2 separate regions of the Homo sapiens genome follow, and region 2 is linked to region 1. Evidence: read pairs that join two places in POLR2A ChIA-PET (ENCODE). Cell type or tissue: MCF 10A. All regions are shown on one strand. Each heading gives the region's core, and the rest is flanking DNA. Links, peaks and the distances in the headings are about the cores only.

The links. Peaks named below come from ENCODE experiments on the same cell type or tissue, not always from the same donor. Only the 100,000 strongest peaks of a DNase experiment are listed, where the experiment ranks them.
Region 2: POLR2A ChIA-PET joins it to region 1 with 5 read pairs; 5 of 35 experiments call an interaction of 5 or more read pairs at or near these places.

The regions. Positions count from the first base shown.
Region 1 is chr5:115,414,203-115,425,401 of GRCh38, reverse strand. No RefSeq gene overlaps it. Among named protein-coding and RNA genes, the nearest start is that of CCDC112, 120 kb to the right of the region's middle. RefSeq lists an enhancer at 10,066-10,215. In MCF 10A, for the core only: no CTCF peak of the experiment used is centred there; DNase peaks (open chromatin) are centred at 2,161 and 5,361.
Region 2 is chr5:115,545,923-115,557,121 of GRCh38, reverse strand. No RefSeq gene overlaps it. Among named protein-coding and RNA genes, the nearest start is that of FEM1C, 6.7 kb to the right of the region's middle. In MCF 10A, for the core only: no CTCF peak of the experiment used is centred there; no DNase peak of the experiment used is centred there.

The sequences.
Region 1 (11,199 bases), core at 1,015-9,014:
GACTTTAGCAGAATCCCAAAGTAGAAATCAAATCAGTCCTGTGCAGTGAAGAGACCAGGATGCAACAGTGTTGCCCAGAAGTGCCTGACTTGCTCCTTTTATTTGACTAGAATAAATAAAATAAAAATAAAAACAGCTGTAGCTCCTTTAGTGAGGTGAAGTGTTATTTTCCTTTTGGAGCCATTCTGTACTTGTTTAGGAAAAGTAAGACGTCCTAGAAGGCACAGGAAATGATTTGTTGTTGGCTCTTTTAGCTAGCAGTGTGCTGATGCTGGCTGGCACTGCCACATACCTTCCCACAAGAGCCAATTGTGTGCATCTCTTCCCAAATCCAATTCAATGAGTTTTGGTTGGTAACTTGAACTTTGCCAAGATGGGAGTATTTACACCATGGAAAATGGCAAACACTACAAATCAGAGCTTTGTTTTCTTGCAGAGCCAGTTGTTAAACATTTACCTACATACCGCTGATTCCAGCCCTGTTTGTCATTTTGTTCCATAAATTTTATATGCCAAAGAAGAGTTGTTTCTGAAATATGGTATTCAAAAGGATGTCTTAATTCTACATACCTAGATATTATACATGAATTAAGGAGCCATTTTAATATGCACAGCTGAGGACGACTGCTAAAAGTTGCCTAATCAAACATGCTCTAGACCACTGGATGCGAGTAACTGGACCCTTCCTTATTGCCAGGCCTTGTAGAGCACCTTGCCGCCAGAGCTGCCATCTGTGCCTGCAAGAGAAAGGAACTGTGATTAGTTTCCTTTGGTGAGGTCTGGCAGCTCAAATTGTGACAGGGAGACTGCATGTGTGTGCAAATGACCTTTTCCTTCTTGACATTTTAACATATCAGAGATAATAACATGAATAAATTAATCAAATGATGGAGATGAATGGATTCATTTGAGGAAAATATTTTGTCAGATCATCTACCTTTTCAACTACATCTACATTAACCAGAAATGGCATTTTTTATGTTATCCATAGGATCACCTCCCCTTATTTCCCATGGAAATGGAAGCTAGGAGTAGAAAGAAGAAGCAGAACTACAGATTACACCCATATCTGCGTGTTGCTGTTACTTCCAGAGTCTTCCTCTTAAGCCTTTGTCTGAAATGGAGTGCGGGCTGTGTGTTCAGCTGTTCTAGCCCCTCCTTCTCCGTCCTTGTGGGTGCTCATGGGGAGGAGGACGTGAGCACTATCCAGCATTCACTGGGGAGGTAGAAATGTCTGTTAGGCACTTATCTCAACATTCTTTAACTAGAGCTATGAGAAGGTAGCACTGGATAATCTCTCTTACTAAGGTCCTCTCTAGCGCAAAGATTCTGTGGCTAAATAATTGACATTTGTGTGGCCCAGGGTGCATGCAACCTTTTAAGCGCTGCTCCTGACAGTCTGAGAGAGAACTGGGTTTCAGTTCCAATTCCCCAGCCATATAAAGACCTTTATTCTTTCAAAGGCTACTTATTTTCCTAATCTGGACTTAGCAGGTGGAAGGATACATTTCCTCAGATTTCCAAGTAAAATAGTAGCCAGCACTGTAGTAAAAATAACAAACAGGATATTAAATGACCCACCCTGTGTGGCCAATAGCTGGCATGTCCCAGTGCTGACAGGGTGGGAAGGCTCTGGGACCACTGTGAGGGCCCTGCCTGGGGCAGTCTGGCGTCTGTTGGGCGCTGCTCCTGGTGTGTAGAGTCTTATATAATACCCGGGCACAGTAGCCTGCCCCTCCCTGCTGCGGTATTTCACAGGACACAGGATTAGCAAGCTAGAGCCAAGCTCTATTTCTGGAAGGCAGAAAGTTCAGCTGAAGAGTAGCCACTGGGAAGACACTCATTTACGCCACTGAGGGAAGCAGAGATAGAGACTCCTAGGGAGAAAATTATTTTGGCAGGCTATTTTGCACAGATAATTTAAGAACATTCGGGATCAGGGTAGGGGAAGAAAATAGAATAAACAAACTGGAAAAGTAACTATTTCCCCTGTTGTCACCCTTCTTTGGCTGCTGTACAGATTCAAACCTAGGATTTTAAAAGTATAATTTATCCAATACCTGATTAAACAAGACTTGATGATTAAGTCTTTGCCACCAACCTAAACTTACATTTGAATACACACTATACCTTAGTAAGTACAGTAAATTCTGATGACTCATCACCCTGGGGAATCTCTATTAATCCAAATCCCAGATCTCCAAGCCAGGCTGGACATTGTTTTCAAATTCATGTGAGAGAAGGGGCACCGCTATTGTGTATATACTGATCTGTATTATTGCTTCCCTAGGCCATTAATTCCTTCAGGACAGAACACAGTAGGAGGTATGGTGATAATTCAATATAGCTAATTAAGGAAAAATGATCTGAACACGTATGTCTTTGGTGGTGGCGATGGTTGTGTGTGTATATGTTTTGGCAGAATGGGTAAGTGAAGTCTGTTAGAAATGACAGTTCTGAAAAGGGGTAGGTCCAAACCTGGGAAGGGGAGAGACAAGCTGGGATCTCGGAACAGGAGGTAAAAACCAGCAAGCAAAAGGCATGTTGAAAGCAGAGACACTCCGATATGTGAGTAGAGTCAAACCCAGAAGACAGGAACCAGATCAGGAAAGAGCTGTCATACAACAGGAGGGATACAGAATGTGAACCAGGAAGCTATACTGTGAAAACACCCTGGATATTTCCTGAAGCCCCAACATTAGCAAAGAGAATGCATGCACCAGGGCCCAGATCAATCGACCCCGTTTGTGCAACAGGTAGGGGTTTCTATCACCCAAATATTTTAATGTAGTATTCGATATCTGATGTGTATTCAGGTGAGCATAGGTTGTTTGCTGAAGTCACATTTGGAAACTTCCTTCAGAGGCAAGTTTTTGAACAACACAAGAAAATAAATATCATGAGTTCTTTGTCAATGGCTTTATTAATTTTACTCTTTCTATTTAAGCAGAGGGGTGAAAGGCCAGATTTGTGCCAGATAGAGGTTGGAGTGTGCCTGGAATGCCTGTTAGGAGGCCATTATAGTGGTCTAGAAGAGATGATGGTGACCCAGACAAGGAGTTGAGGGGAGGAGTTTGGAGATGCATTAAAGGGAGCAGAGTTGAGTGCCAGTTAGACAATTGATTGCAAAATTCAAATGCCTACAGGCTTCTGTCTGTGTTTTAAATTTTCCTTAATAATGTTTTTAATTGTAAGAAAACAAGAGATAGTTCTAGATCCCTGAGGAATCGCCACACTGACTTCCACAATGGTTGAACTAGTTTACAGTCCCACCAACAGTGTAAAAGTGTTCCTATTTCTCCACATCCTCTCCAGCACCTGTTGTTTCCTGACTTTTTAATGATTGCCATTCTAACTGGTGTGAGATGATATCTCATAGTGGTTTTGATTTGCATTTCTCTGATGGCCAGTGATGATGAGCATTTTTTCATGTGTTTTTTGGCTGTATAAATGTCTTCTTTTGAGAAGTGTCTGTTCATGTCCTTCGCCCACTTTTTGATGGGGTTGTTTGTTTTTTTCTTGTAAATTTGTTTGAGTTCATTGTAGATTCTGGATATTAGCCCTTTGTCAGATGAGTAGGTTGCGAAAATTTTCTCCCATGTTGTAGGTTGCCTGTTCACTCTGATGGTAGTTGCGGCATTATTCACAATAGCAAAGACTTGGAACCAACCCAAATGTCCAACAATGATAGACTGGATTAAGAAAATGTGGCACATATACACCATGGAATACTATGCAGCCATAAAAAATGATGAGTTCATGTCCTTTGTAGGGACATGGATGAAATTGGAAACCATCATTCTCAGTAAACTATCGCAAGAACAAAAAACCAAACACCACATATTCTCACTCATAGGTGGGAATTGAACAATGAGATCACATGGACACAGGAAGGGGAATATCACACTCTGGGGACTGTGGTGGGGTCGGGGGAGTGGGGAGGGATAGCATTGGGAGATATACCTAATGCTAGATGACACGTTAGTGGGTGCAGCGCACCAGCATGGCACATGTATACATATGTAACTAACCTGCACAATGTGCACATGTACCCTAAAACTTAAAGTATAATAATAATAATAATTAAAAAAGAAAAAAAAAAAAAAAAAGAAAAAAAAAAAAAAGCAACATTACAAAGGTAGTTATGCACATGTCTGCTTTAAGAAGCTGAAGTGAAAAAAGGATTTGCATGTAATGAATCTTTAAATTATTTCCTTTATGTCTTAAGAAGTCACCTCAACAGCTTGCCCAGTGTTCTTGTAATGCAGGAGATGGACTTATGATGCATAAAAGAGAGGGGACAATCTTCTCTATGGTTATGATTCTGTTGGTTCGTGGTTAATGAGGGGCCCTCTCTAAGTTCATGGTAGGAGCCAGGCATTAGTGATTCTTTATAGCTGTGAAGGGTGAGTGGCCTTTCTCTATCTCATCTTTTCTAAGAGTTTCAGTTCTGAACGCATGAACGTCTGTACTGAAACTATATTAGTGTAAAGGGAAGGAAAGTGATCATGTACAATTCAGTTAAAGATATCTACTTTATAAACAGATTAAAATATATCTATATGTAAAAAAAAAAAAAAAAAAAGAAAACAAGAGATAGAAGAGAAACCAAAAGTTAAAGGAGACTTAAATATAGCTACCACTTGCAACACAGGAATATCATTTGGATCCTTGATTCAAGCAAATTGTTAAAAAGTTTGAGACTTGGAAAATTGATCAGTGACTTTTTGCATTAAGAAATTATTATTACTTTACATGTGATAAGAGTATTGTGGGTTTTTTTGAGTCCTTTTAGAGGTATGTGCTGAGATACTTACAAATGAAATTATATGACTGGAGTTTGCTTTAAAAATATTGGGGAGTAGGAAGGGGCTAGTGCAAACAATATTGGCTTTGAGTTGATATTTGTTAAGGCTTCATGATGAGTTCTTGAGCTCCTTATACATGGAGCCGGGGCTTTATTTGTGTTGACAACTGCTAGTGCCATGTGCCAGAAACTTCTTTCAGAGCTACATGGTCTGTTCTGCTGAAGTAGAGTAACTTTCCTATTGCACTAGGATGAAGACATCCAAATGTGCACATAATAGATGAAACAGCTACAAGAAGGTGGGAGTTGTAGAAGAGCTTTTTTTGTTTATTTTAAATGTATATATTCAGCTCTTTCTGTTAAAAAATGGAAAAAAAAGAAGCATTTTGGAATTAACCAAGATGAGTAATGATGTTGTCAGAGAGGAAAATTGCCTCCCTTCTCTTTTTCTTTCTTAGTAGCTGAACTTTGTTTTGCAAGCTTCATTGTTACCCAAAATAAAGACTACATCTCCCAGCCTCCCTTATGAGGTGTGGCCATGTAGTGTGAGCAGAAATGTTAGCTGGGGCTTCCTGGAAGGCTCCTTAGAGGGAACTGACTCATCTGAGTGGTATGTCCTTCTTTTCTTCTCCCTTCACTTTTTCCTTATGCCTGGAATACAAACATGAGGTATAGAGTTCCAGTAAGCATGCTGGACCATGAGGTGGTCTTGAGGATGAAACCCACATACCTCATGTGGCCAAGCAGAAAGATAGGAGGAGCCTAGTGCTCCTTCTGAGGACTCTGGTGACTTGGAACTGCCTACCTCTGGGCTTATTTTATCAAACAAGAATAAACCTTTATGTGGTTAAGCCACAGTTACTTTAGGTTTTTAATTATATGCAGATGGACTTAATGCTATTGGATACACATAACTGATTATTTATTGTGAATAAAACACCATCTATTTGGTGTTATCTATCAAAAGTTAAAGTGTATAGAGTTATTGACTCAATAATCCCAGAGTCAGGACTTAATTTTGTAGTTATACATGCAAGAAAGTATTATTTGTAAAAGCAAACCCTGTAAACAATGCTTCTTTTTTTTTTCAACCTAAGCATAAATTAATAGCATGAAAAGTTTGCACTCATTAAATTTTCTTTAATATTACTATCCTGTATTTAAGGTGCAGTCTAATTTCTAGTCTGTACTAATTTAAATGGTATAGTAAAGGTATTAGTGGCTCCCCTTCAGCCTCCCCTTCCCTGTCCACCTCTCCCTTTCCTCTCCATCTCTCTCACTCCCATTCCTTTCCCCTTCCCCGCCTCATAAATGTATAATTTTACTGAATATTCAAGGATCTAATCTTCCCAGGATCCATGCAGAAATTCAGGGGAGATGAGAATACAGGAAAGATCTCTTCAGGGATGGCTGATCCAGCTAGGGATTCTTTGTGCCAGCTCTAGGGTTGATATTGATAGTCTCCCTGAACATAGAGTCCAGGAACACTCAATGGCCTCCGAGTGGTTTTAGCCAGGTTGTTTGTTTCTTGCAGGTGAACGAGGACACACGTGCTCTGACAGGATTTGGCATATGTCCAGGAGTTTATTTACTCATACTCCATATGAAGGCAAAGGTTTATTTTGATTCTTTCCTGGAGCATGAGAGCTCGGCTTAAGGGAGTGGGATGGAAACACAGTGGGAAGATAGCAGCAGGGTAGCCTGAGCCATAAGGCAGATGGCAGGAGAGGTGACATTTGTTCCGAAGGCTCTCAAGGCCTTGTGAAGCTCAAAGGAGAAACTTACTTGGTGCTTTCATTTTAGGACAGTTATTTCTATGGGAAGTAACCTTAGTTGCTGGCTGTTTGCTTCAGTGATAAAATCTGAATCTTGGCAACCCCATGGTCCTACAGAAAGGATTATTGTAGGATAATCAAGAAAGCTCATAGCTAAGAAGTGGCAAGTTCCAGGGTTGATTCAGGGGTGGATTCCCACATAGATTAATGTGAGTTGATGAAGTCTAAGAGATGAAGGGAGGTATATATGGATCTATGGATTTGTTGCTAGACAAATGGGATCTATTAATTTCTCACTAGACCAGCTATATTAGTCTTGACAATTTTGGTTATGAAATACATGCCCAACTCAAACTGGCTCAAAGAAAAATCAGAATTTATTGATCCTTGTAACTGGAAAGTTCAGTGGGTGGTTTCAGGCACAATTTCATCCAGGTCTTTAGACAGTGAGTGCATGAAGGACACAATCATTGTCTCTTTCCCGCTCACTCCTGCTTTCCTCTGTGTTAGTTTCATTCACAGGCAGGTATTCCCTACAAGTGGTAAAGATGATCACCAAGAGTTCCATCTATAAGCTTAGCAACCCCAGAGTAAGGCACCAACAATCTCAGGGCTGATTTTCATGGCCCAGCTTGGGGCACTTTCCCAGCTCTGAACCAATCACTGCCCCTTTGATTTTCCAAGCCCAGATCCAATACCCAAGCCTGGAGCCAGAGTCACTTCAGATGAGTGGGGGAGAAGGGGAGGAGTTTAAGGGTAAATTAGTATGTGGTTATCAGGGTCAGGGAGATGGTTGGCAGAAAATCAAATGTCCACCACACCAGGGTAGACTTCTAGGCTTCAATTATTTTCAAGCAATAAATGAAAAGAAAAAGAGGAACTATCAATATACTACACAGTATATGATTGATTCTTCTCTGAAATGTTGGAGATTAGAGGCTCCCAGACCACAGCCCAAGGCTTTGGGACTTACTCCAGAGTCTTCGAGTTTCTTGGGGTTATCCGAAGTATTTGGGTTAAAAACAGATGGGGACTGGAGCACATGTATATGCTCTTGGGGTTTTCTCCAAAACCATATATATGTGTTCCAGTCCCAGGCATGGATGAATTCCTGGTCTAGGAATTCCCCTAGGAGGTAGAGTAATTCATAAGTTTTCCCAAAGGCTTTATAATTCCCCCTCCAAACCTAAAAGAATCAGTCTAATTTATTTTTTGTCCCATTATTTCCTATGTTTTTACTAATGAATACACTGATGCTTGCAGAGCAGCCAATAAACGGAGAACTGGACCCACACTCAGGTGTTCTGCCCCATGTCAGATAGGGTGACTCTGTACCCTGCTGTGGGTGGGTAGAAAAAGCAGCAAAGAACACTGGTTCTACCTTCCAGAAATAGAATGTTTGAAAAGAAATCTTTGTGAAGTTGAGAAATGCTATCTTTTATACTACACAGATGAAGAGTGGAGTCTACAGAGGCTTTGAAAATGAAGTGGAAAATGCTGGATCAGAATGCAAATGATGTGAGCAGACCAAGCAGGCACAGAGAATGTGCAGCATTGCCAGTCCTTCCCGCTTTTCTGAAAATGAGAACTGTGTGAAGACAATAAGCTCATTTCAGAAACTGCCAATTGCCAATTCTTTTTCTTACTGGGGAGAGAATATTCTGGAACTCTTCCTACAGGAAAGGTCATCAGACACAGACCTATTTCGAAACAAACATTCGTAAGGAAGAGAGGCATAGTTTGGAAATGTGAAGAAAAAGAGAAGAGGCATCCTGGCAACAAGAAAAGCTCAGGTCATGGCCCATCTTCATCAATTTTCTCAAAAACTGAGATGTAATTGGTGGAGAAGGAGCCAGTCTTAGTCCCTGTTGGAGTATGATGCCACCTCTACCTATGCATTCTGGGACATTTTCATGGGGCAGCTGATGACTGCTGATTCATTTGACTTAGAAAGTTTCAGAAATTTCAAACCAGATAAATCCTCTGCTCCTTCTGAGTTCAAGAACATGATCCAAAGAGGAAACAAATCTGGAAACATCCAACAATGATAGCAGACTTTCAGTCAGTTTATCTACCACACCCACTCCTCACCTACAACTTCTAACAATGGCAGTTCTGTGTACCATGTGATTGAACCGGGAATGGGCCCTAACCAAGCCAGAGACCAAATAAATTACTCTCCAGGAATTCTGAGCTTAGAGACATATAGAACTTGCCAATTTGGTTGAGGACCATAAAGAAACAGATGTGTGGACTGTGTATGATGAGGTACCAGTCACCACAAACCAGCCACCCACAGGACATAACTGATACACGACATGTTTTGTTTGGCCTGTGAGGTTTGAAATTTAAATGATTGCCAACACTTAAAAACTAAAGTATTTCACATTTAAAACTAGGTGGGCCTTCCAGAGCAAACTGCATGGAAATTGTGGTTATCTTAAGAATGAACATGCTGAACCAGAGAGGCCAGACTTGAGGTGCATTTGAGACTTTTCAGACTTTTAGAACATACATTTCAAGATCACACACATGCTCGCATAAGTGTCCATACAGAGGACCAAGGGGCCTGCCCCAGACTCACCTGCTGCTCAGAATAGATGAGCAACTTTCAGCAAACTCACAGGAGACTCAGTGAACAGAGAATTTTGTTTTATTTCAGTGGCCAGATTCCCCACCTCTCTCTACAGCTCCCCAGGCCCAGAGGCTGAGTGGTATAAGCAAGTTTCCTTTTTAGACCCCACTATTTCACATGTGTGAGCCCTATAGGCAGTGGGGTCAGTGAACCCTGCCTAAAGTGAAGGATGTAGAGGGCTTCTGAGGGGTCCCAGTTCTAGCCCCTACTAAGGTCTAGCTCTTTAGCAATTCTAAGTTTCCCCAAAGACTTTTTTATACCTACAGTAAGCTTTCTCCCTTCTCTCTGCTGTCCCCACACAATAGACAATTTACGTAAGCTAATTTGAGTGGATTTCACACCTTGCTGCTAAAGGGGCTCTCACAAAAACAACCTCTGAGAATTAACCTAGTAAAGAAAAGATCCAGTGGAGAAAAGAACTGGACTGTGTTCCACGATATCACCTGGAGCCACTGGCCCCTTTAATGAGGCCGTCTTTGGCAGCCTCAGAACCCCTGTTGATGGGGAGTCTTTCAGGCTTCTTCCCACCCACAGCATCTGGGCATAGCTAACTATATCATAGAAGGCATCAAGCTATAAATGACGACTTTTTTTTTTTTTGCCCCACATTCTTGTTTAAGTTGTCAACTTGTATGTTTGGGAGATATTTTCAAATGTTTGCTTGTTTGTTGCAAAACCTCGGTAACCTCACTCATTGGATCTGTTCAGAGATGCCAGAGGAGGAAAGGGTTCTCACCTAAGACACTCAGAGGCCTGAGTGTTTTTGGGCCCTTGCCCAAGGGAGTGGGTGTGCAGCATGTTATACAGCCTTCATGCAGTTCTTTGCTCTTTTCTGTGAGTCAGAGTCATGTGCTGTTTAAAATAGGTGGTGACAGTGGGCAGGGCACTCCAAACACAATAGCAATTCATTGAGTGCATTGGGAGGGAGAGTGTGACCTTTCATCCAAAGCCTCAGCGAGGCTCCATTTGACTGTTGTAAGATCAGAATGAGCATGCAGACCCACTGAGTTGACTGGCAAAGCTTTACTATGGATAACCACAGATGCAACCGCATGCTGTGTCTTTAGGAAAATGGGAGCAAGTGGATTGTGTCAGATGTCCAAATGGTAAGTAAGCAGTCATGTACTTGTGGCTCAGCTTCCCTGAGGAAACTGTACTAAGTATGTACTTACCTAAGAATGCACAAGCTCACTAATGCAGCTCAAGTGGGGCATGAGCTGAGGCCCCTGAGTGAGGCGTGCTTGGGATTTTTACCCTTTTAGAAGTGTTCAGAGATGAGACACCCTCTCCTCCTGCACACACCCCCCCCACACACACACACATGCACACCCCCACACACACGCACATGTAAACATGTTCTCATGAGCATTTACCCAATAGTTCATGCTGATTGTGGGTCTAATGACTAAATTTCAAATCTACCTCTGGCCCATAACACTTAGCTAGCTGTACAGCTTTAGGTAATGGAAGAAATAATCACATGACTTCCCTAAAACACATGTATGAATGTGCTTGTGACATGATAGCCATGTGGTGATGAGCAAAGCCCGGGCAATCTGCAGCTGTGATCCATCAGAGCACAGGAATGGACACTCTTTCCAGGAAGCCACAGCAGCAGCCCCAGGAGGAGAAGTAGTTGTAAGTGTTACAAATTACCCGCACAAGGAAACTCAGCAGTTTCCAAGAATTACATGTGGCAAGCACCTGTTGTGCCAGAGAATTAGAGATCACTTTATGAGTGGGAGTGGGAAGGTTTGCTGGACTAAAAAAACTACTGTCACCCAGCCTTGCCTTAGGCAGATGTGGCAGAAGGTTGTATCATCTCCCTTTCACTACCATTTTCTTGCCCTCCCTCCTGCTTCCTACCCCCATCGCCTTACCACTGTCCACACTATAGGTAATCATCATGCTCTCTGCCCTCTAATATCCCTCGTTTTTATCCTAGAATGACGACCAGTCACTGTGTTAAGTCTTCCGCGATG
Region 2 (11,199 bases), core at 1,998-9,997, 130 kb before region 1:
CTACCTGCCTCTAGCTTGGGGGGTCCACATCTCCCTCTTATTCACAATACTCCACACGTGTTGGCTTTCTATTTGCTTTCACAGTGCACTGAGTTTTTTCTCACTTCAAGACATGTCCTTAGGAAACAGTGTTTACTTCTACCTGGACTCCTCCTCCTTGCTCTACTCACTTCCTAATTAACTGCTCCTCCTCTGGCTTTCACATCAAGTAACACTTTCTCAAAGCAGCCCATGTTGACCCCTTAGAATAGGTCATGGCTTCTGTTGCACACCCTTAAAAGCATATGTGTTTCTTCTTCCTAGTGCTGACCTCACTTTGTATATGTTATGTTTGTTTACTATTTGTCAGAAATCTTTTGATAGCAATGAATGAAATCCAACTCAAATTGGCCTAAACAAAAAACAAAAAGCGTTGGAAGACGGATGTGTTTGTTCATATATCCGAGAGGCTAGGACAGGGTTAGCATGTTGCCTAACTCCAGGGAGCACTGTTCAGTGATTCTGGAGGCAAGCAACACAGTGGCACTGGCCAGGGGATATTTGACCTCTGACATGGCGGGATCTAGGGGTTCAGACCATGCCATGGTTCCATCTCTCCTTCAGTTATGTTGATTTTGGCATGGACATCCTCATGGAGCCTATCATAGCGGGCAGGGTTCAGAGGATGGGATTTCCCAGATGAAGTGTTTACTCAAAGAAACTGGAAACAGCAAAACAAAAGGGGTAAGTGCAAACCATAATCAACATGAGCCATCCACAAATGATCCAGTGGAATCTGGTCACATATCAGATCTGAAGGGCAAATAAGTCTACAAATGGGCAGTGAATCTAGGGATTAGGTGTCCAGCAGTCAGGAATGGGAGAAGAAAGCAGGTTGGAAGCAAGTTAGAGGAAACTGCTCAGGATAGAAAACAAGACCAAGGTGGTGGGGCCCATTCTTGCTGGTGTTTCTCCAGTGATGGGGATGTGGTCCTGCAAGCTATAAGCTGCAGGCCAGGTCCCAAATAGATGGGAGTCCTTCAGGGAGACAACTATACACAGCAGCTCAGCCCCAGGACCTAGGGACTGAGGGGGTATGGAGAATGGCAAATTGGAGACAGTAGACCCATTACTGAGGAAATATACTGGGGAGGCAACGTAGTACCTACATTCTGGCCCAGACTGTCTAAAGTCAGACAAATTCCACCCTGCCATTTACTAGCCATGTGAATTTGTTTAAGTTACTCAACTTCTCTAACCCTTGGTTTCTCCATCTGTATAGAAGTACTTACAATGTCTGTTATAAAAATTAACGTAGCAATGCTAAACCTTTTTTGCACAGCCTCTTTCACACAGAAACACTAAATAAATGCTCACTGCTATTATTAGCAGCAAACTATAATACTAATTAGCAACAAAGGAAACTAAGAAACAATTTGGAAACCCATGGTCAGCACAAGAGCTGTCATTGCTAGCTCTGAATTGCCATGCCCCTTTCTTCTTTAGGTCTTTGCACAAGGTATTCCACATTCAGATCTCAGCTCATACATTCCTTCCTCGAGGTTGGGGGTCCTGCTGTTCTAGAGGTGCTGGCCTGATGAGTGCGCTAAAGACATTTGAACCTGTCTCCCTGTATCTAGTTTGGCCTGGAAACTAGGGGAAAGGCTGAATCTTCCTATTCAAAGTCCAGCTTGTGCCTGAACAGAGGTGGACTGAGTCTCCACATCCACTCATTCATTTTCACTATGCAAATATTCACTGAGGACAACCTGTGTGCCACACACTCTGCTGAATTATGGTGACTCAGAATTGAACATCCAAACATGGCCCCTGCCCTCCTGGGCCTTCCAGTTGTATAAAGGAAATAGATAAAGCATCACAAGGATCCTAAGAGAGGAAGTAAAGGGCACAATGGCAGCTATGGGGAGTGGAGGAAGTAGGCAGGGCAATATGTGGCATCCAGTTATAACAAGGGAGCTACAGAGGCTGGGAAATTGGCAGGGCCCACCCCCACCCTGAGTCCACGTGTACACATTTTTCTTTGAAACGGGCCAACAGAAACCTTGCATGTATATCCTAGCAGTTTTCCTCTACAAACAGTTTAAAAATACATATTTCTTACAGTAGCTAGGAATGTAAAATAAGGTATAGGACCTGGAAAACAATGGGTTCTTAAAAATAATGTCAATATTGGTGGTTGTTTAGCATCATTATCATCACTGTCAGTGTCCTGCTGATGATAGGTACAAGGTTGAGTGTGAGATTGCTGTCAGCCTGTGGAAGATGTAAAAAGCACAGTTTTCACCATTTTGCCTCCCAAGACATAAATAGAGATGAACAGGTTGTAGACAGAGCAAAGGATCAACTGGGGAGACTGTAGCTCTCAGCCTAATATTCTCAGATGAAGGTAAGGGTCACATAATTTTTCACCGAAGCAAGGCCTTTGACTTCTCCCCTAAATCCTTCAAACCTTATAAGCTACTCCAAGAACAACAATAACAATGATAACAAAACAAAACCAACTTAAGAGCCAACAACAGCTTGGGTGAATCCACACTTCCATTAATCTAGTCCTCCAGAAAAGGTTTCTGGAAATTACATTGCTCTTTCTCCTCTCTCTAGCCACAGAACTAGGGTACTGCTCAAAACATTTTCTTTTCCAACACAACTGACATTTTCTTTTCTTTTCTTTTCTTCCTTTTTTTTTTTTTTTTTTAAACAGGGTCTGGCTGTATCACACAGGCTGGACTGCAGTGGTGTGGTCACGGGCCACTGCAACCTCCACCTCCCAGGCTCCCACCTCAGCCTCTCAAGTTGCTGGGACTACAGGTGCACACCACCACGCCCAGCTAATTTTGTATTTTTTGTAGAGACGGGGTCTCGTCATGTTGTCCAAGCTGGTCTTGAACTCCTGAGCTCAAGGAATCTGCCCACCTTGGCCTCTCATTCAGGGCATAGCAACTTTATGTTACCCCAGGAACCATGAGTGGGGCCTGTATGCGATTGTAACTGAGGGACCCAAGCTGGTGATTTTATCAAAACAAACAACTGTAGGCATTATTGTTTATTCTTAAGTTGGATAAAGTAGAGCCCTAATAGGCAGGACTCTTCTGGGCAGGGAAAATAAGGGATTCTAGCCCCAGAACCTACTGAATAGACGCACTGAATTAGAATTTAGGAGTGTTCTGTTTTTTGTTTTGTTGTTTTTGTTTTTAAGGTGGAGGTGGAACATGAGCAAATTACTTCTTTTACTCAGTGATCCAGAAGGCATACCGTGAGATCCAGGTAGAGATCCAGGTAAGGGACACTGTGAGATTCTGGGGTCCCTTTGCCTGAGGAGTGAGGGACTTAGCTGGACAGTTTTCCACATCATGTCCAGCTTGTTCTCAGGACAACCAGATGCTGACTTTGACTTGGCGCCCTCCAGGTTAGCAGAAGCTGGGCCCAGCCTTGCCCCCTGTGCCCAGGTTTGGGTTCCACCTGAAGGAAGTTTTATGGCCATAGCATCAAGTTCAAATTATTTCACATGACTTCCTAAGATTCTCCCCAGTCTGCCTCCTTCAAAACTCTCCATTTTTCACTGATCCCCTGTTGTGGGTTATTTTAAAGCCATGTGAGATTTCTTTTAGTTCTTCAGCAGCCAACCTTTCTCTTCTTATCTAGAATTAATGCTTGTAAGCATTTCTCTCTGCCTGCAACTTTCACCTGCGAAAACACCTACCTATTCTTCAGGCATTTGCTCAATCATTACTGCCTCTAGAAAGCCTTCCTCTCCACCACACCCCAGCCCAGAGGAGGTTCTTTGGATTTTCTAGGAGGGCATAGATGACACAATCTTGCTCATGCATGCTGTATTTCCAGGCTCACTCAGCACTGCGCAATGCACACAGTCAGCAATAAATACGTGTTGAAAGAATAAGCGACTGACTGAATGAATAGATGAAAGAAATATGCCTGCCCTCCACAAATGGCTAATCAGAGGGTTACTTTCAATAAGGACTTGGAAGGTGAGGGCTGTTTTAGGTATCCTTGGACTGGGTGCCTCTGACTAAGGAATTGAAGCTTGTCTGAAGCACATGGGAAAACACTTACTTATTAGTTAAAATAAATAACAGTAAACTGACTTAGCCAAAATAAAATAAATCATGGAAAACTGATTGACTGTACTGAGCTTAAAGAGGATAAACATACAGCAGTACTCAGTGTCAAGGACACATCTGCCAGCCTGCTTCTGAGGATCTGATCTATGCTTCTCATGGGGAGAACCTTAGGTAGCACAGACCTACCACTAATGAAAGTCTTCAGATGGGTCCTCAGGCATGCTCCACAATAGCACTGAACTCACAGAACATACACTAAGGGGCTTATCCCCTCTGACTAGCAGTTGTAACTCAAGATTTGATTGTATGTATGGCCACATGTGGCAGGAAGAGAGGCCAAGACTTGGCATGAGACCTACCCACTACAATGGGACAGGCTTTGAAGAACTAACCTAGGTGCAGAGAATAATGCCAGTGGAAGAGCCAAATGGGAGTCATTATTAAGAGATACAGTAGCCCCAGTTACAATCCAGGCAACAACTGGCCAGGGGGTTTCCAATCATAAGTATTGGGAGTTTGAAGATGGGTTCATGGCTGGCTCCAACAAGAAAGAGTCAAAGTGAAGGTCCCTACCGTCATGACTGAGTTCAGGGCTGGGATATGGACAAGACATATTGGAACTGCCAATTGGCAGCAGGAGAAAGAAGCCAAAAACAGGTGGGATTGGGGCTGGGGAAAGTGACCTTTCTTTCTGAGGCACTGGCCTCTTCAGAGAATGGCAGCAGTGGAACACCCTGTGCCTGTGTAGGAAGGACCTAAAGATGGAGTGGGAGGCACAGAGTCAGTGGACACAGTCACTAGACGCCCAGAAAGTCAGGGGGATAGGAAATGAGGTGGAGCTGATCCTCACAGAATTCCACACTAGAACATAGTAAATTCCACTGGGAGGATGAATGGCATGAGGTTCCTAGACCAGAGAGCACTTGGGGGGGTGTTGAAGCAGCTCTGGAGTTTGGAGTAATCACCTTGGGAGAGAGAGAGAATCATCCATAGTGATTTGTTCCTATTCAAATAGGGGGAAGAGGGCCTTCGAGCTAAGCATCTGAGGAGGTGGCTGGGAGCTCTTGTGTGGGGATGGTGTTGGTGTGTGTGTGAGAAGGCAGCTTTGATATAGTTGGGAACTGGTGCCAGGATGTGAAGACACCTAGAGAGTGAGGCTGTAAAATCAAAGTTTGTTTTGTGAGTTCTGAAAGAGGAAAGCACCAGAAGATCATTCGAGTGTCTAGTCCTGGTCAACAGGGGCATTGCAGTGGAGTCTGAGGCACTCTCCCCAGGCCTGGGAGAGGAGGTGGGAGTGCCCTTGACCCAGGTATGGGAGACGATAGGGAGTCCTTGTTCTGTGTGGAGACTTAGATAGACTACTGGGTTAGTAGAGATCTGACTCATCCCTCTCTAATAAAGCGTGGATCCAGTGACTTTGGGTGGGGTCGCATGTGTTGAAAACTGAGAAGAACCTGGCCCCATCTGACATCAGTCTGGGTGGTGATGGGGAACTCAGGACCAGAGTTCGTCACTTAGGGTGTGGCTAGAGAGCTAGAGTTAGGGCCCTGACAACTTCAGGAAATAAGACAACAAAGGAAATAAATGGATACTTTTATAATGACATAAGATTTCTAGCTTGTAATAATGTGATAAGTGAAATGATAACCCCATACTATAGAGGGAGACTGGGCCAAGAGAAAATTAACAGAATTTGGTGACTGAGTTGCTGCCTCCTTATCTTGCTTCATTCAGAGAAGTAAAGATAAGACCAAACTACCCAAAGGGAACCTGGAAATCTCCCTGCTAAAAGAATTCTTGCGTGCATATTTCTACAATTTTAAAATTAATTTGGGTTCACAAGTTTCCTTTTTAAAATGCTAGTACCCCAAGGAAGTATTCTTGCTTTAAGTAAATAACCTTAAGTGGGGTCTCACTCCTCCTAAAACCTGCAAGAGAGAAGCTGCATGAAGAAAATATGAAAGCTGGTTGAGCTGTAGGAATAGGAAATGGTGTGTTAATATTAGGATACACTTTGAGTGAGGGGAGTAGGGATTTTTGGTCGTTCAGAGGGTAGCTTAGGGCACCACTCTCTCCCTGGCACGGGGGAAGCAGGAAGAAAGAAGGGAACATCTCACGTGTTCTCTCAGCTCCAGCATTCTGGATGGTGCCCCCTCCCACCCCCCTCCTGCTGACTTTTGGCTAGGCTTCCTCCTACTAATCCTTTAAAATTCCATTTAACCTTCACCTCCTTCCCAGATTTGCTCAAGCAGAGTTAGCAGCTCTGTTCTTTGGGCTCTCACTGTTGTTTATACACATATTTTGTTTTCATCTGTTTATAGCTACATTTCTCCTACAGACCATCAATTCCTCAAAAGTAGAGATTATGTCATATTCATCCAGTATCTAACATAGTACATAATAGGATTCCATAACTTTGTTTTATTGGGGTTTTTTTTGTTGTTGTTTTGTTTTGTTTTTAGACAGGGTCTGGCTCTGTCACTCAGGCTGGAGTGCAGTGGCGCAATCTCAGCTCACTGCAACCTCCGCTTCCCAGACTCAAGCCATCCTCTCACCTCACCCTCCTGAGTAGCTGGGACTACAGGTGTGCATCACCATGCCTGCCTAATTTTTGTATTTTTTGTAGAAATGGAGTTTTGCTATGTTGCCCAGACTGGTCTTGAACTCCTGAGCTCAAGCAGTCTGACAGCCTAGACCTCCCAAAGTGCTGGGATTCCAGGATTCAATAATTTTTAAGGTGGTGAATGAATTTATGACAATTAAAATATCTCACCTTGAGCAAATTATCAGTGTTAATAAAGCGGACTTATATGAGAAAGACATTTCTAAATAGCACAAGAAGCGTACACCTTGCTATGCTATTTTTGTGTAACTTTTAAATTCATGAAAGTAGATTCTTTTCATACTTTTCTAAATAGAACTATGCCCAGTTAGTTACCAAAAACTAGAGATTTAAAAAAAATTCATCCTGGCCATTTCTCAAATTAGAACAAGTTACCAAAGTATACCAAAACCGTGCAAGCAAACTGTTTCACTGAGGTTTCTGGTTTAAATATAGACTGGCAGGAATTAAATGTTTGACAATCCCCAGAAGGAATACTATAGAAGGAATGTTCTACTAATTCAAGGATATTGCACAGACCAAAAAAATCCCAAGGGTAGCCAGGTAAATTTGGGAAACTTGGCGGTATCATTTAACACATACAAAACCAGTAAGAATTTTCAAAAAATATAATATCAAGTGGGTTCAATGTTTGGTGAAGTCAATAGTGCCTTGCTGGTGGTGACAGATTGGTCTAAGTCTTCTAGGAAATAGTATAACAATGTATATGAAAAGCCAAAAAGACATTCTGTAATCCAACTCTTGGAAATTTATCCCAAGGCAATATGTGAGAAGAAGAAAACAACTTATAGGCCTGAAAATGTTCATTGTTCTATAATTAGGGTGTCCCCTTTTTGCTGATCCAATTCCTCCTCCCCATCAGCCTTTCAGGTAAGGGGTAATGTCTCCTCTGGGCTTACATTATAAAGCCTTGGGCCTAGGGAAATGCTCTGGATGCAAGTAACACTTTGCTCCCCCGTCGGGGAAGCCTGAATATTCACCTTGGCTCCCGGAAGTGGTTCCCCTTTTTGTCTGTCATCTCTGGGTACTTACCTGAATGGGTAATTCAGAGGCTGTCTCTGGTCCCTTTCCCCTTTTCCAGTCTTTGGCTCCCCCTACAGACCCCTTAAAAATGAGTCTTCCTGTTATGCCCCAGTAGCATTCTGTGGCTTTCAGGAAGACAGTAATTGCTGATTTAACCAGACATCAAAGTCTTAATAACCAAACCAATCCAAAGCAAACCAACCAAACCAAACAAAAAAGTTGTCCCTCCCATTGATGGAAGGTAGAAAAGAGGTGGGCATTTAGAAACACAATGTAAAATCTATATAAAAGGAAATTTAGTTGATTTTCTATTTAAGAAAAAAAAAATCAAAGATTGGAAGAACAAATGTTCTTTAGAAATGGAAATGACTTCCAATAGGGGGTTGTGAATAAGTCTCCAAACATTTCAATTAAGTCTTCAAACATTTTTACTCATGCACATGAGATGCTATCTACCCTCCTACATATTTTTCAATTGTCACCTAAAATTTTTCATCATAAGTTTAAGTATTCGCAAAGGTTGCAATTTTCCGCAAAATGTAAAAATTAACATTTTTAAATAAAACATGCTTTTAAATGAATCCAACGAAATCTAAATATCATAGCAGTTATGCTTACTATGAACCATTTAAAAAAATATATGAACAAATTATTATTTACCTATAGGATATTTTTACATAATTTATTTTCTCTTCGCATTTATAATTCCATTCCACATCCCATTCCTCAGGAATATATCCTAATTAATGTACTTTTATGTTTGAATATGTTTTTTGTTTTTGTTTTTGAGACAGTATCTCGCTCTGTTACCTAGGCTAGACTGCAGTGGTGCAATCACAGCTCACTGAAGCCTCAACCTCCCAGGCTCAAGTGATCCTCCCACCTCAGCCTCTGGAGTAGCTGGGACTGCAAGCATGTACTTCCATGCTTGGCTAATTTTTAAGTTTTTTGTAGAGACAGGGTCTCACTCTGTTGCCCAGCCTGGTCTTGAACTTCTGGGCTCAAGCAATCCTCCTGCCTGGGCCTCCCAAAATGCTGGGATTACAGGCGTGAGCCACTATGCCTAGCTGAATGTGTTTTATGAATCACTCTATTATATTTCTCTGCAATGAAAATACATATAAAAGCCAGGCACAGTGGCTCATGCCTGTTATCCCAGCATTTTGGGAGACCAAGGTGGGTGGATCACCTGAGGTCAGGAGTTCAAGACCAGCCTGGCCAACATGGCGAAACCCCGTCTCTACTAAAAAATACAAAAATTAACTGGGCGTGGTGGCAGGCACCTGTAATCCCAGCTACTCAGGAGGCTGAGGCAGGGATAATTGCTTGAACCTGGGAGGCAGAGGTTGCAGTGAGCCGTGATCGTGCCATTGCACTCTAGCCTGGGTGACAACAGGGAAAACTCTGTCACAAAAAAAAAATATACATATATATATATATATATATATATATATATATACACACACACACACACACATATAAAGAAATACATATAAGTTGAAATTTAAGTTTCTTATAACTAAAGACCCTAGGTGCTCATTTTCTTCCAGATTGAGGCATCATTGTATTTATTAGTAATTTTCAAGTATTCAAAACAATACAAAATATAAATTTTTTGATTATTAAATGTGATGTTTTACAATTAAGTGCACACATTTATTGTTAAATACTACTTCTTACTAGAATGAGACAAAGTTCAGATTCAATGTTTTCTCAATTTTTCATTTTTATAAATTCTGAGAAAATGTTTTCACATTAATAAGTAGATGGAGGCTGGGTGTAGTGGCACACACGTGTAGTCCCAGCACTTTGGGAGGGGGAGGCAGGTGGATTGCTTGAGCTCAGGAGTTCAACACTTGCCTGGGCAACATGGTGAAATGCTGTCTTTACAAAAAAAAAAAAAAAAAATTGCCAGGTGTAGTAGTGCATGCCTATTGTCCCAGCTACTTGGGAGGCTGAGATGGGAGGATCACTTGAGCCCAGGAGGTCGAGGCTACAGTGAGCTGAGATTGTGCCACTGTACTCCAGCCTGGGCAACAGAGAAAGACCCTGTCTAAAAAAAAAAAAAATAGTAGTTGGGTCTATAAGGAGTTTTGTCATTATATCAATGTCACTTAATTCTTTGAACTCCTTCTAATCGATATCAGTGATCTTTAGGTCATACTTTTTTCAAAGCAATTATTTGGAAATCATCTGACTTGCAAAAGAATTTGTTACCCAGTCATTAGAAGTATACACTTTCTAATATAGATCAGTGTTTTAAATTTATAAAGAATTGGCAAAGATTGCTGAGCCTTTTATAACCCAGAGCAATGCCTGTAAGATTCTCAAATGTCTTTCCTTTTACAAATTGGGAAACATACAGCTATTGTGAAAGAGTTGGGAAATGAGACACCTTGACCATATTCCTTTACCAGCAGATCAATTTTAGGAAAGAACGTAGGTGTAAATTGAAGATTCAGAAACTGGTAGCCTTTTTTTTTTTTTTTTTTTGACAGAGTTTCCTTCTGTGGCCCAGGCTGCAGCACAGTGGTGTGATCATGGCTCACTATAGCCTTGATCTCCCCAGCTCAGCTCAGGTGATCCTGCCACCTCAGCCTCCTGCATGCCATGCCTGACTAATTTTTTGTGTGTGTGTGCGTGTGCGTGCATGTGTGTGTGCGTGTGTGTGGAGTTGGGATTTCACCATGTTGTCCAGGCTGGTCTCGACCTCTTGGGTTCAAGCAATCTGCCTGTCTCAGCCTCCGAAAGTTCTGGGATTACAGGTGTGAGCCACAGCAGAAATTGGTAGCCTTTAAACTAAGTGTCCGTCTATCCCTTAACAATCCCATGAGGGATACAGAGCTCAGTTTGAAGATGGCTGATGTGAATGTTTACATCTTATTGAATTAGGTGAGAGAGACAGGTCAGCTCAGGTTAGGCCTTGGTTGGGACACTGTACACTGTTATCTGTACCCTGGGAGAGTATAGAACTGTGACATATGCTGGGGATAAAACAGCCAGTCCTCTTGGCTGGTTAATTTTTATGGATGGTCAATCTTATCCTTTATACTCTATTCTTTTATATTTTCTTCTCAGTGGCAATTACCTTAACTTCAGTTTTGGGAATCTGATGTTGAGTGTAGTCTGATACTGACTACCTAAGGGAAATACTATGCTATACTTAAAAATTATTAAGACTGTAAAAACATAAGAAACGTTTAGAGTATAGAAAGGAAAAGCAAAATATATAGTTGTATGAAAATTATTTCAATTATGCAAAACTACATAAACTTCTGAACAACACTACAATATACAAAAATGAAGTTGTGATTTTTTATAAATGTTTTTAGTGCTGCATGACTTCTAACATAACGTTATGGATTACATATGCTGAGGGTCAGACTGCCTACTGTAATATTCTATTTCTCCTAGTGGTACTAAGGAATTATGTGAGCTTAAGTTCCCTCAAACAAAGTGATTGAAGGTCCATTT